3 separate regions of the Mus musculus genome follow, and regions 2 and 3 are each linked to region 1. Evidence: chromatin loops called from intact Hi-C (ENCODE). Cell type or tissue: heart. All regions are shown on one strand.

The links. Peaks named below come from ENCODE experiments on the same cell type or tissue, not always from the same donor. Only the 100,000 strongest peaks of a DNase experiment are listed, where the experiment ranks them.
Region 2: a loop joins it to region 1, with 10 times the contacts of the local background. A loop is called at or near these places in 2 of 42 quality-filtered maps.
Region 3: it touches region 1 in a loop (11-fold over the local background); 3 of 42 quality-filtered maps call a loop at or near these places.

Annotation. Positions count from the first base shown.
Region 1 is chr10:21,951,288-21,955,287 of GRCm38, reverse strand. The region is part of intron 2 of Sgk1 (serum/glucocorticoid regulated kinase 1); the gene reads right to left. Among named protein-coding and RNA genes, the nearest start is that of Gm46215, 71 kb to the right of the region's middle. In heart, a CTCF peak has its summit at 2,493; a DNase peak (open chromatin) is centred at 2,577.
Region 2 is chr10:21,699,810-21,703,809 of GRCm38, reverse strand. No RefSeq gene overlaps it. Among named protein-coding and RNA genes, the nearest start is that of Gm5420, 11 kb to the right of the region's middle. In heart, no CTCF peak of the experiment used is centred here; a DNase peak (open chromatin) is centred at 2,049; H3K27ac peaks cover 277 bases.
Region 3 is chr10:21,676,659-21,680,658 of GRCm38, reverse strand. No RefSeq gene overlaps it. Among named protein-coding and RNA genes, the nearest start is that of Gm5420, 12 kb to the left of the region's middle. In heart, a CTCF peak has its summit at 1,742; a DNase peak (open chromatin) is centred at 1,468; H3K27ac peaks cover 733 bases.

The DNA of each region.
Region 1 (4,000 bases):
TGTGCCTGCCTTTGTCCCCCAAGCACGAAGATTAAAGGTATGTGACATCATGACCTGAATTTAGAGAATGTTTCAGTGAGAAATGTTTGGTTATCTTCAAAGTCTAACAAAACAGGCAAGACCTGGAGCATGAGGTAAAGAGAGTCAGACCACAAAATAACACAATCAACAGGTTTAGGTTCAGGGATGTTCTCAGGAGCCTCGAAAACCAAGATAACATCTCCCTTATGTGACTGAGCTCAGGACAAGGGATGTGTTATGCAAACTTTCCTGAGGCCTCCACGTTTAAAGCCAGCCAGGATTGCCGAGAAACTTTGTATTTTCTTTTTCTTTTTTTTTTTTTTAAAGACATGCGATTTTGTTTTAACACATCTTATATAATATGACTGTGATGGTTTGAATATGTTTGACCCAGGGAGTGACACTATTAGGAAGTGTAGCATTGGAGGAATGTGTCACTGTTGGCGTGGGCTTTAAGACCCACATCCTAGCTGCCTGAAAGCCAGTCTTCTCCTAGCAGCCTTCAGATGAAGATATAGAACTCTCAACTCCTCCTGGACTATGCCTGCCTGGACACTGCCATGCTCCCACCTTGATGATAATGGACTGAACCTCTGAACCTGTAAGCCATCCCCAGTTAAATGTTGTTTTTTGTAAGCATTGCCTTGGTCATGGTGTCTCTTCACAGCAACAGTAAAACCCAAAGTAAAACAATGGCCTAATTTCCTCTCCTAGAATTGCATCTCCTTCATGTGCTGTTCCCATCAACAGCCCAAGAAAACCAACTGTAAAAACTCACTAAAGGATAACTTAATGTATTGTCTTGCCAACAACTCTAAAATAACCTTATTCTAAATAGTGAGTGCCACAGGGGTTTTTCTTTTAGATAGTTTTGCTAATTGGGTTTCCCTCCATGCTGAGCTCAGGTTATTCTTCTCAGAGTTCAGAAGGCAGGTGGCTCCCGAGTGCTCCCAGGCAGACACTCAGTTGTTCTACTCTTCCCACCACTATTTGGGGGCAGCAAGCATCAGCCATGATCGTTCCAAACGCTGCCACCGTGTTACTTACCTAAGAACTCAGTGTTGAGTGAATGCTCTCCTGTGTGGGAGTTCAATGTCCCTGGCTGCACTTCCATATAGTAAAATTTCATTTACACACAGTTTTTAAGGAAAGTGCCTTCTTACCGTCCCTTCACTTTCTGAGACTTAACTTATTGTCTGTCCCACTGAAATGGTTTTCTTCCAAAATATTCTCTTCTCTCAAGCAACAGGATATCAGAGGGGGTAAATGAAGTATGGGCTTACAGTCTCACTTAAATGAGAACAAACTTGTCATTGAGAATAACACATCATAAATAACCCACATACACACAAAAGTTTATAGCAATAAAAATGTATCTGTCTCCTTCCCCCAACATGGAGTTAGTTCCCCTTTGTTGCACTGACTTAGTGATTTTTTTTTCCTACAAATTTTAAACAAAGATTGTTCATTCCATCTCTGAGAAAAGTCATCGTCTGCCAGCTGAGAATATCATCTTTGCATCCCCCGCCCGCCCGCCATTTTACATCAGAAACGTGAGTCACCTGTTTCCTGCCCATACAGACCTGGAGGACTCCATACAGACCTGGAGGACTCCATACAGACCTGGAGGACTCCATACAGACCTGGAGGACTCCATACAGACCTGGAGGACTCCATACAGACCTGGAGGACTCCTCATGAGAACAAGAAATGGAGTTGATTTATGAATTCAGAAAGTAGCCATTAGGTCTTAGAAAAATAGTAGATTTTTGAGAATAAATGCGGAAACCTCATTTGAAAACTGGTTAGCAGCAAGATTGAGGCATGTTCCTTCCTGAAGCAATTACAGCCACGCTGTGTAAATCACGGGGTTCTGGTGACTCCGTCCAATAGAGGAGAATTCCAGAACAGACATAAAACATTTTAAAATGAGACTAATTTCCCAAACCAGTCCGTTTTATTAAAATGTTGATTCCTTCAAAAACTTTCATGCGTGGAAAGATGGTCCTGGAATACTAGCACAGAAATAATTAGTATTTTTAATTGGTACAAGTGGGAAATAAGGCAGACCAGCTTTAATAAACAAATCCAATCTGGGGCACATTGAAGTGAATTCACAGTTTGTTTTTTTTTTTTTTTCCTAAAATCAAAGTGCATTGTACTTACTAACGAACAAAATGAATTAACTTGTCAAATGGAAACAGTATAATTGAACTAGGGACAAGTTTGGCGAATTAAGAAAGGAGAAGCCTTGAACCCTGGGACTCAGGATTGAGTCCCTGACAGGTGTTCATCAATGCCTTATCCACAGTCATCTACTTAAAATTTAAACATTTTAAAACCCCACACGGCGCTTATTTTGCAGATCAAAATCAGAAGTGAACAATGATCAAATACATTATAAGTGTGCCTACCCATGGTTATGAAGTCTAAAGGCTGACTCTGCAGGGAGGGAGCTGCCTCCTCCTAGCTGTTGAGCTACAGAAGTGAGCACATCTGGATCCCTAGTGATCCCAGGAGCTTTGGGTGTTGGGAGGCAGCCATCTGGTACAAAGGAAATCTGGACAGAGTGTCCCACCCAAAAGAAAGCACTGTATTGTGCTGCTATGAAAAGCAACCACTACACTTCCCTCTGATAAAACATCAGCCTCTCAGCTGGTAAAGGATTCAAAGAAATACATGTGCAAAAGTGTTCACTGGCTGACCAAGGTTCCAAAACCACCACCGACCTGCAGATAAGAAACACGAAATCAATTACTTTCGGAAACTGCCTAGGAACAGCATGCTGCCTTCATTTTAAAATGCTGCTCTTTTTATAATTTCTGTTGGTTATGGACTTCTCCTGACCTTAGGTGTCTGGTTGGTTTTTAATCCAAAATGAAAAGGCTGGACACCTTGAAAAATGTGAGTCCTTTCTAGTCTTCTTATCTCATCTGTGTGGAATTCAATGGAAATGTAAAATGTTTTTTTTTTATTTTTCGGTCTCTATATATGAATATGTGAAATATGGAATTGATAATGATGGATTAATATACAATTATGCATTGATGAGAAAGTAAAATGCAGCACTTAGAAGGAAAGCCAGTTCAAGGCTACCCTCAGCTATTGACTTCCAGACCATCTGAGCTACATGACAGCCCCTCAGCCCCCTCCCCAACATTTCTTTTTAAATATCATTTTTAATGTTCTAAAGATTAAGTTTTATTGCTAAATTATCTGGGATGAAGGCATATTAAAAATAAATGATCAAATTATAGCTGGAACGATTCATTATGAGACTCAGAAACATTTCATTGTGTCTTATAGTTTTATAGCATGATCCTTGCAGAAACCAAATTATCAGTGGTTTTCCCATCTATACTGTTCATTACTTCTGACCTAATCAACGATATAAACAGGCTTATTCTCAGAAAGCTCAGCAAACTTGGGCATGATGTCATAGTCTGTAATTCCAGAATTGGAGACAGGCAGGAGGATCACCATTCAAGGCAGCCTCTTGTAAATTGAGAGTTTAGGGCTAACCTGGGCTGTATGAAACCCTATTGCAGAACAACAACAACAACAACAACAACAACAAAAGATGTTTAAAATAGTCTCATTAATCTATAAGTGATAATTACCCTAGTGCGTGTTTACCTATACATGTGAGTGTAAGGGAAGTTCATTATTTTCTTTTGTGGGTATTTGCTTTTGTGAGACAGTGTGTTGGCTAGTCATAGGTCAGCTTAACAGACAAACAAGTTATCTGAAAGGAGGGAATCACAATTGAAAAGATATCTCCATAAGATACAGCTGTAAGCAATTTTCCCAATTAGAGATCAATAGGGGAGAGTCCAGCCCATTGTGGGGTCCATCCCTGGGCTGGTGGTCCTGGGTTCTATAAGAAAGCAGGCTGAGCAAACCATGAGGAGCAAGTCAGTAAGCAGCACTCCTCTGTGGGTCTCTGCATCAGCTCCGCCTCCAGGTTCCTGCCCTATTT
Region 2 (4,000 bases), 250 kb after region 1:
CTTTATAAGCATTCATCATGATGAAGGCTCCACTTTCAGAATCTCATTCATCTAAACCTAAAATACCTTTTCAAAGCCCATCTCAAAACAAGCATATTGGCAGGGATGGAGCCCACATCTAATATGGATGTTGCGGGAAGGGGAGGCTTAACTTGGTCCACACCATTCTTTCCCTGTTCTAATGTATCTTCCTCTTGAGGTTCGATGCACACTCTGACCGTCTCATTTCACTTCAAGACATCTTTCTCTCCCTTCCCTTTTATTTGCTCAGAGTTCTGCGTTGTATGGCAGGAACAAATGGATTTTTATCTAATCCCAAGGGTGCCACAAATAAAAGCTAGTGGAATGTCAATTCCAAAGATTCAAAGAGAAAAATTACATACCCAACCATCATAGCCAAATTAATTAAAGCAAGTAATTAATTAAAGCAAGCCTTTTTATTTTGTGTGCAAGCTGTCGTCCCCCCCCCCGCCCCCCGTGGTGTTTGAGAAATCAGCTTTAGATATGAGGAAGACAGGGTTTTATACTTCAGGGGAAAGGGGTTCCCAAATGGGGATTTGACAGGGAAAATAGGTGGGGTTACAGAAGCAGGACCAAAAAAAAAGGTGGTCATAACAAGGTAGTCACAATAATCTTTTGAAACAAAGGTAGGGTTGCAAGATGGTCATTACAAATCTTTGAAACAAAGACATGATTGCAAGATGGTCTTAAGGTAGTCATAACAACTGGTGGTCATAACAACTGGTGGAAATAAAGGTATGATTGCCATTTCCTGGAGTAGACAATACAGAGGTATTTGTAGTTAAGGCTACAGGTGGGTTATAACCCAATCTTTGAGCAGCAGAGGTTTAATCATAAACAGGAATAAACCTAGCTCGTTTTTACTATAAGATGGTTTTTAAGCCTAAGATGGAGGTAGGCTAGTTCATTAAGAATCTGAGTCCCACCACCTCTACATTGTAGATATTCCTGCAGCTATAGCAGGATTTAAGATCCAAGTCCTCAAATGGTTCGCATTCTGAGAGTGTGATAGGTAGCTTGAAATATTCTCATGAAAACAGCTCCTGAGTTTATTTAACTATAGAATATGTACAGGTTGAGTTCTGGGGAAACTAAGAACATCAGAAGACTAAGTATTACAATATAGCTGGAAAAAGCCAGAAATCTAGTGAGTTCTCACATTTAACAAGAACAATAATGTACGTTTTAACCTTTCTATTATTTTCTCTTTTAACCTCTTTTAAGGTTTAAAAAAAAAGTCTCCTTTCTACTATAGCAGCTCTCAGAAACATTCAGTCACATTGAAGCCCATTTCATTTGAGAATAACCCAAGTTGCCCAGCAGATTCCTATTTTTGTTAATTGGAGTTTTTGCATACATTTTGTTAAGGTCTAAAATTACTATAAGCAGAACAAGAGATTGTTCTGTGTCATTTACATAGTTGGAGAGCTCGCCAAGGGTATCCATTATGTATATGGCAAGGGAAGCTGTTGGGCTGTCACATACAACATTTAGCATACTTTCTTCAAGTTCCCACTGCCTCTGTGAAATTCAGAGGAACTCAAAAAGAGCATATTTCAAACTGTTATTGGTGTTCTTTGTACTGCCTTGTGCTTTTAGTAACAAGATTATGGATTCCTTTTCAAAGAAGTGTAAACTTTTTCTTTATTTTTAATTTTTAAGAGTGGTAGCTAAGAATACATAGGCTCTGATTTGGATGAGTTGTAGCTTCGCTACAACGTTCCACACCCTTGGAAACGTGTTTCCCTTGTTAGCATCTCTCTTTGCCTTGATTTCTTCACAGATTAGATTGGGATCATGCTGGTCTGGTGAAATGGTTATGGGATCAGGGACAATGGCTATGTCAAGTGTCCGGCACATGGCAAGCACCCTGTACATTGTTATTTGGATAAGCTCTGCAGCCAGCTGTTTACATTTAAAGGGCATGCACATTCTCTGAGCTTGCTGTGGCTTGAAAGCCCTCTTTCCTGCCTGGTGGCCGACTTTCCCTTTCCTCATTGTTCTAAGAATACTTCGGCATATGGGCCATTGTAAATAGTAACAATTGTTTGGTTGTTCCATGAGACAGGAGAGCCCTTCCTGGAGCCTGGCTGACAGAGCTGTCTGTCTGACCTGTCTAGCTGCTCAAGGGCTGGAGACAAGGCTCAGTGTGCTCACTTCCTCCTTAGGACAAGAACAGTGTCCTTAACCAAAATAGTCTTCTTGCAGGCACTACCCAGAATAAACACAAAGGAAATAAGGGTAAAAGCCACTGCAGCCTCATTAAAGTAGAATTCTCCACCAGATATATCCAGTAACAGGTAGCAGAGTGTATGAGCCATTTTATGCCAATTCTAACATACAAATGGAGTAATTCTAAATGGTTCTGTTTAAGTTAATTGAACACAGATATTTTATCTTTTAAGCCTGGAGGGCTGCATTTGTAAATAAAGATAACGTAGTCAAAAAGCCTAATACTTAAATTATTCATGGGGTTGAGAAAAATCAGTTAACATATACGTGTGTATGCGTGTGTGTGTGTGTGTGTGTGTGTGTGTGTGTGTGTGTATGTGTGTGTATGTGTGAACACAGGAACAGACATGTTACAACATGCATGTGAAGGTCAGTAGATACACTTAGGTATTGATGTCTTGCCTTCCACCTTGACAGAGATAGGGTCTCCTAGAGGCACATGCCAGGCTAGGTGGTTCACAAACTCCTGGAGATTCTCCTGTCTCTAAAGCCCATTTTGTCTTAGGAGTGTTGGGATTATAGACACATCCTACCGTGTCCAGCTTTCCAAGCTGCAGTCCTCACACTTCCATAGCAAGGATGTTACCAAGTGAGCCATGTCCTTAGCCTAGAAAAGGCAAGTCAAATCCTGATCCAGTATAAGTGCAACTCATTGATGATATTATTTGACAAAATTTGAAGGACATCATTTTGATAACTTTACAGACATGAAAAGCTTCATTGCATAAAGGAGTTGCACTCCTTCATTCAGGAGGGAACCATCCTCTAAGTAGGGTTTGGCTGGTCTGCCGGGAAACTTTTACATACATAGAGAAGAAAGCTGTGGTACGAGCAGCTTCCACATGTAGATCTGAGAGAAGCTGCTGCAAAAGAATATATGATGTTCAAAGTTATGTATATATAACATTATTATATATAATACAGAATACACCAACAATGGGCTTAGAGTAAAATGGTCATGTGTGAGCAAGAAGAGAACATTTAACTCAGGTTATATCTGAAAGTAAATTCCAGAAATATTAAGGAACCAAATAGAAACAAAGAAAACTTTTGAGGCATTTGAAGACACTTGTGTAAGTATTGGATGAGGGAAATCTTTGTTGGTAAGATAAAAAAATTCAAAGTAAAATTTTGAATGTATTTCAAAAAAATTCCTCATATTCTTGAGTGTGAGGTGGCATACGAATCAAAGTTTGGGGTGGGTAGTTGGTTAAATGAAAATGTATAACTCATATTTAGCATAGAGAACAAATGATTTTCTAAGAGAAAATATTTAGAACACACAGGATAATGACCTGGTATTCCCAATACAGTAAAGGCACGTATCACTTAATTAGAAAATGACAGATGTGTCAGAGCACCTCACAACACAGGGACGCAAGAACCTGAAAACATAAGAGATGTCTCCTGTTGATACTGTGATCGGAGAAACAAAACTTGAGTCACATTGGAGGAAGGGGCAGTTTCTCTACCAGAATGAGTCCTAACACTTAGTGTGATGAAATTTGGGGGAAATAGACCCTCTAGGGATGCCAACAACACTAGGAATGGCTCAAAATTAGCTTTAGTCCCCAAATAATCTAGCCCTTTTCAAAATGTAAAAATAGTCACCTCTTTTCCTGTAATCTCAGCTCAGTTATATTATAGAAATCACAGTACAATAGAAAACACATGTCTAGGATACTCTGCAAAGGTTAGGGGGAGATGCATGCAGGTTGAGAGGAGACAAGAATGCATTTGAAGGAAA
Region 3 (4,000 bases), 270 kb after region 1:
CTCATTGTACCTCATCTCAGCTGTAACCAAAGGAGCAAAACAATGTGATATTGAAAAATCTCTGGATTCTGTGCATCTAAGGGTAGACCAATACAAGCATCACTGATTTACATGTGCAGTTATGCCAAGGAGGACATAGAGAGCCTGAGTCAAATTCCTTCTGGTTACTATGTTAGACGATATAACACAGACATTCAACCACCCACCCAGTCACTAGATACATGAATCCCCACTGGTTACTATGTTAGATGCTATAGCACAGGCATCCAACCACCCAGCCAATCATTAGGGATATGATATTTTCTAGACACTGGAAATAGAAAGATGAATGGAAATAGGATTCTCCTTCTTGAATTGCCCATAGCTCACTAAGGGGAGATAAATATATTCATAGCTAATGTCAATATGTGGAAATTTCAGTAAGGATGTTCAGAACAAAGAAGGTGTTTGGTGATATTGTTATCCTGTAAACCTGGACAAAGTTACAGGCAGACAAGTGACCTTTCCTTTTGTGGAGAAGTCATGGTTGTTACCCTTACTCCTTACCATGTGCTGTTACTGACAATGCTAGGATTCTCATGTATCACAAGTGTCGGCAGGCCTCGAGGAACAGGGAGAAGAAAAGGAAGAGAATAAATCCTGTCCTCCACGTAGCCAGCCACGTAACCATCATGGTTTCTTTACTGATAGACAACCAAAAACTTTCTGAGAAAAAGGAGACGGTATCTAAGATTGGCCCACTTTAACTAGCCCAATGTTATCAATTTATATTCTTCATTATAATTGTGGTGGTTTAAAACTGGGAGTTCATCCTCACTGGACAAATATGCATTTTTGAGGTTATGTCATGCAAGCTAAAAATACTCACAAATAGGCATCTAAACCCTCCAGATACGGATTTCAATCCTTACATTTCTATTTTCAAAACACTTTCTGAGGCTTCTCAGTTTTGTCAATAATCAAACAGCTGGAGGGGCGGTAGAAAAAAAACAAAACAAAACACTTTCTGCCAACAAATTTACCCTGGATATCACTTCTATTTCCCTGGCTTGTATAGCTGAAGACACTAGTAAGCAAACAGATCGTGTTTAAATTTTAAGTGATGTAGCATCCACCACTGGAAAGCCATGCCAAGTGGCTTCCAGGGAGCCGACAAGGTGGGGCCTGTAGCTGGCTGGTCTCCCGGTACCACCTACCACCTCCAACTCCAGAGATGCCATCAGATCCCACCCAAAGGAGCCAGTAGTCCCCAAGAAACAATGAGCCATTCTTATAAGACACAACCGGAGCTCTGTTACTGCGGCACAGGAAGGTCGGATAAAATCTCCCAGTCCCAGCATTCCTTTGTGTCAGCAGCCGCAAGTGGGATGTTCCTTCTGTGGTCCTTGCAGGGTGAGAGGAAGCAAGCTTTGAAACACAATGTTCATTGAAATCTGCTTTCATCCGAGGAATCCCCAAGTGGCTCCTGCTTCGAGGTGCATTCTGTCTGCAGCTGAGCCCTCCTGATGCATTTCCGTTGTTTGTTCTGGAGGGAAGGCAGTACCTTCATAAGACTAGGTAAAGGGCATCTCATTGTGCTGGATAAGGCATTATGTGTCAGGATGTCTCCAGTGAGTCTGGTGCCTAGAAGGTGCAATAAAAAGAAAATAAACTAAACAATTGAGTCCTTCAACACTGTGGCTCAGGGATGGACCAGGGGAAGACGACGCCTCTCTGGTGACTCCTGGGGCTGTACAGCTTGCTGCGTGACCTTAGGAGCAGGAAATCATTCATTGCTCAAGCTGCAACCTTGGGCACAATGCCACTGGGCACAGTGGCAGAACTGAATAGTGTCCTTAGGATTTGCTTTCTAGAACTTTGTCAAAGCAGGATGGACCCTGTGAGCCACTGAGGGGCTACCACTGGAAGAGGGAACTGACCAGTGTCAAACATACATGAGATGCTGCTTCATTCGGGCCTCAGGATTCAACCACCCTCTCTCATGCTGGAGGAAAACCATTCTGGGTACAAAGTGATTCTCTTTTATTAAGAACTGTTCCAAGTTAGCACACAGGAAAATGGGTAACGCTATTTGCTACTTCTATTCTTCTTGCTTAATCCTCTTTCTTCATCGTCTGTTTCCTTCCTGTCTGGCCAAAGTCACCTGAGCCATCCAGCTTGTAACGCAAGGCGAGAGGAGCAGCTCATGTCCCGTGTGGACAGAATAAACACTGTCTTCCACATCCAGGGCACCTTTTAACTCTGCATGCATATATACTTTAAAAATAATTTTTGAAAGGTTCTACATTTTATTACTGGACAAACCACACCCCTAATTTAGACATGAGCAAGTCTCCAGGTTAAAAATGTTGAGCTCCATCTGGTAGGACTGCCCGATGAGCACAACTCAGTATAAACCCTCAGTCTTGCCGTTGTGTGAATCCTTATGGACCCGGCTGCCTTCTCTCCCACTGCCCTCTCTTGGAATTGTATCTGATTTTGTTACCAGTTTTCATCAAATCCATTGAGAAACAGGACAATGTTGCTTTCGTTTCTTGGCCAGGAATCACTTGATTTTGAAAGTCTTGTGAGAAGACACCGCAAGAAGCCGAATCAGGGGCAGGGTGCAAGATGACGGAAGAAGAGAGAAGCCAAACATATTTTTTATTGTTCGCACATGAGCATTTTTGTCTATATCTGTGTCTGTGCACCATGTGGGTGAAAGGCCTGTAGATGCCAAAAGAGGGCACTGGATCCCCCGGAACTGAGGTCAAAAGTGACTGTGGGCTGCTACGAAGGTGCTAGAAATCAAAGCCCGTTTCTCTGGAAGAGCAGCTAAAGTGCCTTTAACCTCTGAGTCATCTCTCTACCTATCCCACTCTCATTTTTCCCCCTCAGATCTCAAATTAAATGGGGAAGTGCAGTAACCATTGTCACTTTCAGGAGTAGAAGGGGTTGGTAGAGAAATCAAGGTTAGAGGGTTAATTGAACCCCAAATTAGAGCTGTTAGCAGAACTCGGGAAAAAACTCAAGTATCAGAACCCTAGTCCAGGATCCTAATCCAGGCCATGTTTTCAGATGGGCTGCCTGTTCTAATTTGACTTCTATTATTGCTAAAAGTAAGTTGGGCAGGAACTTTATTTCAGAGCTTACAGTGTGCCGCGAAGGAAAGTCAGGGCAGGAACTCAAGAGAGGAACCTGGAGTCAGGCACGGAAGCTGAGGACACGCAGGAGGACACGCAGGCAGGAGAGCCACTGGCTCAACTGTCCCCATGGCTTGCTCAGCTTGCTTTCTTAGAAACCCCAGGACTCCTTGTCCTGATATGGCATGCTCACAGTGGGTTGAGTCTACCTTCATCAATAGTTCAATCAAGAAAACATCCTACAGACTTGCCCACAGGCCACTGTAATGGGAGCATTTTCTCAATTGAGGCTCCTTCATCCTTATGGCCTGACCTTACATCAGTTGACAAAGACAAACAAGCAAACAAGCAGTCTACTATCTAAAACAGGTGGACAGGCCAGAAATGGTGGTGCACACAATTAATCCCAGCACTTGAAAGGCAGAGGCAGGAGGATCTCTGTGAGTTCAAGGGCAGCCAAGTCTATAGAGTGAGTCTGAAACTAAAACAGAAGACTCTTCAGATTCTCCTAAGTGTCCAATGAACAATCTCAACACTGAGTGTGGGGGCTGGGGTTCGTCCACACCAGAGGCTTAAGCCCTTTGTGCTTCATGCAAAGGGTACTGGCCTGATCTAGAACCAGACAGTGACACTCGAAAAGCCTGGAAGATATTTCTTAGAATCCAGTGTACTTGTTCTAACCCAAAAGAACAAACGTCACTCTTAGGACTGACGCAGGACAGTGACAGAAACTACAACCCAGGTAGTTAACTTTCCAAGAAGGAAATAAAGAAGTACTAAGAAGTCAGAGTTCTAGCTAAAATTTATGAAACGAACCCAAGCGTCTCTTGAAATGGCTAATTTTCTTCTGAGTTACTAACAGAACACTTGAATTCTGG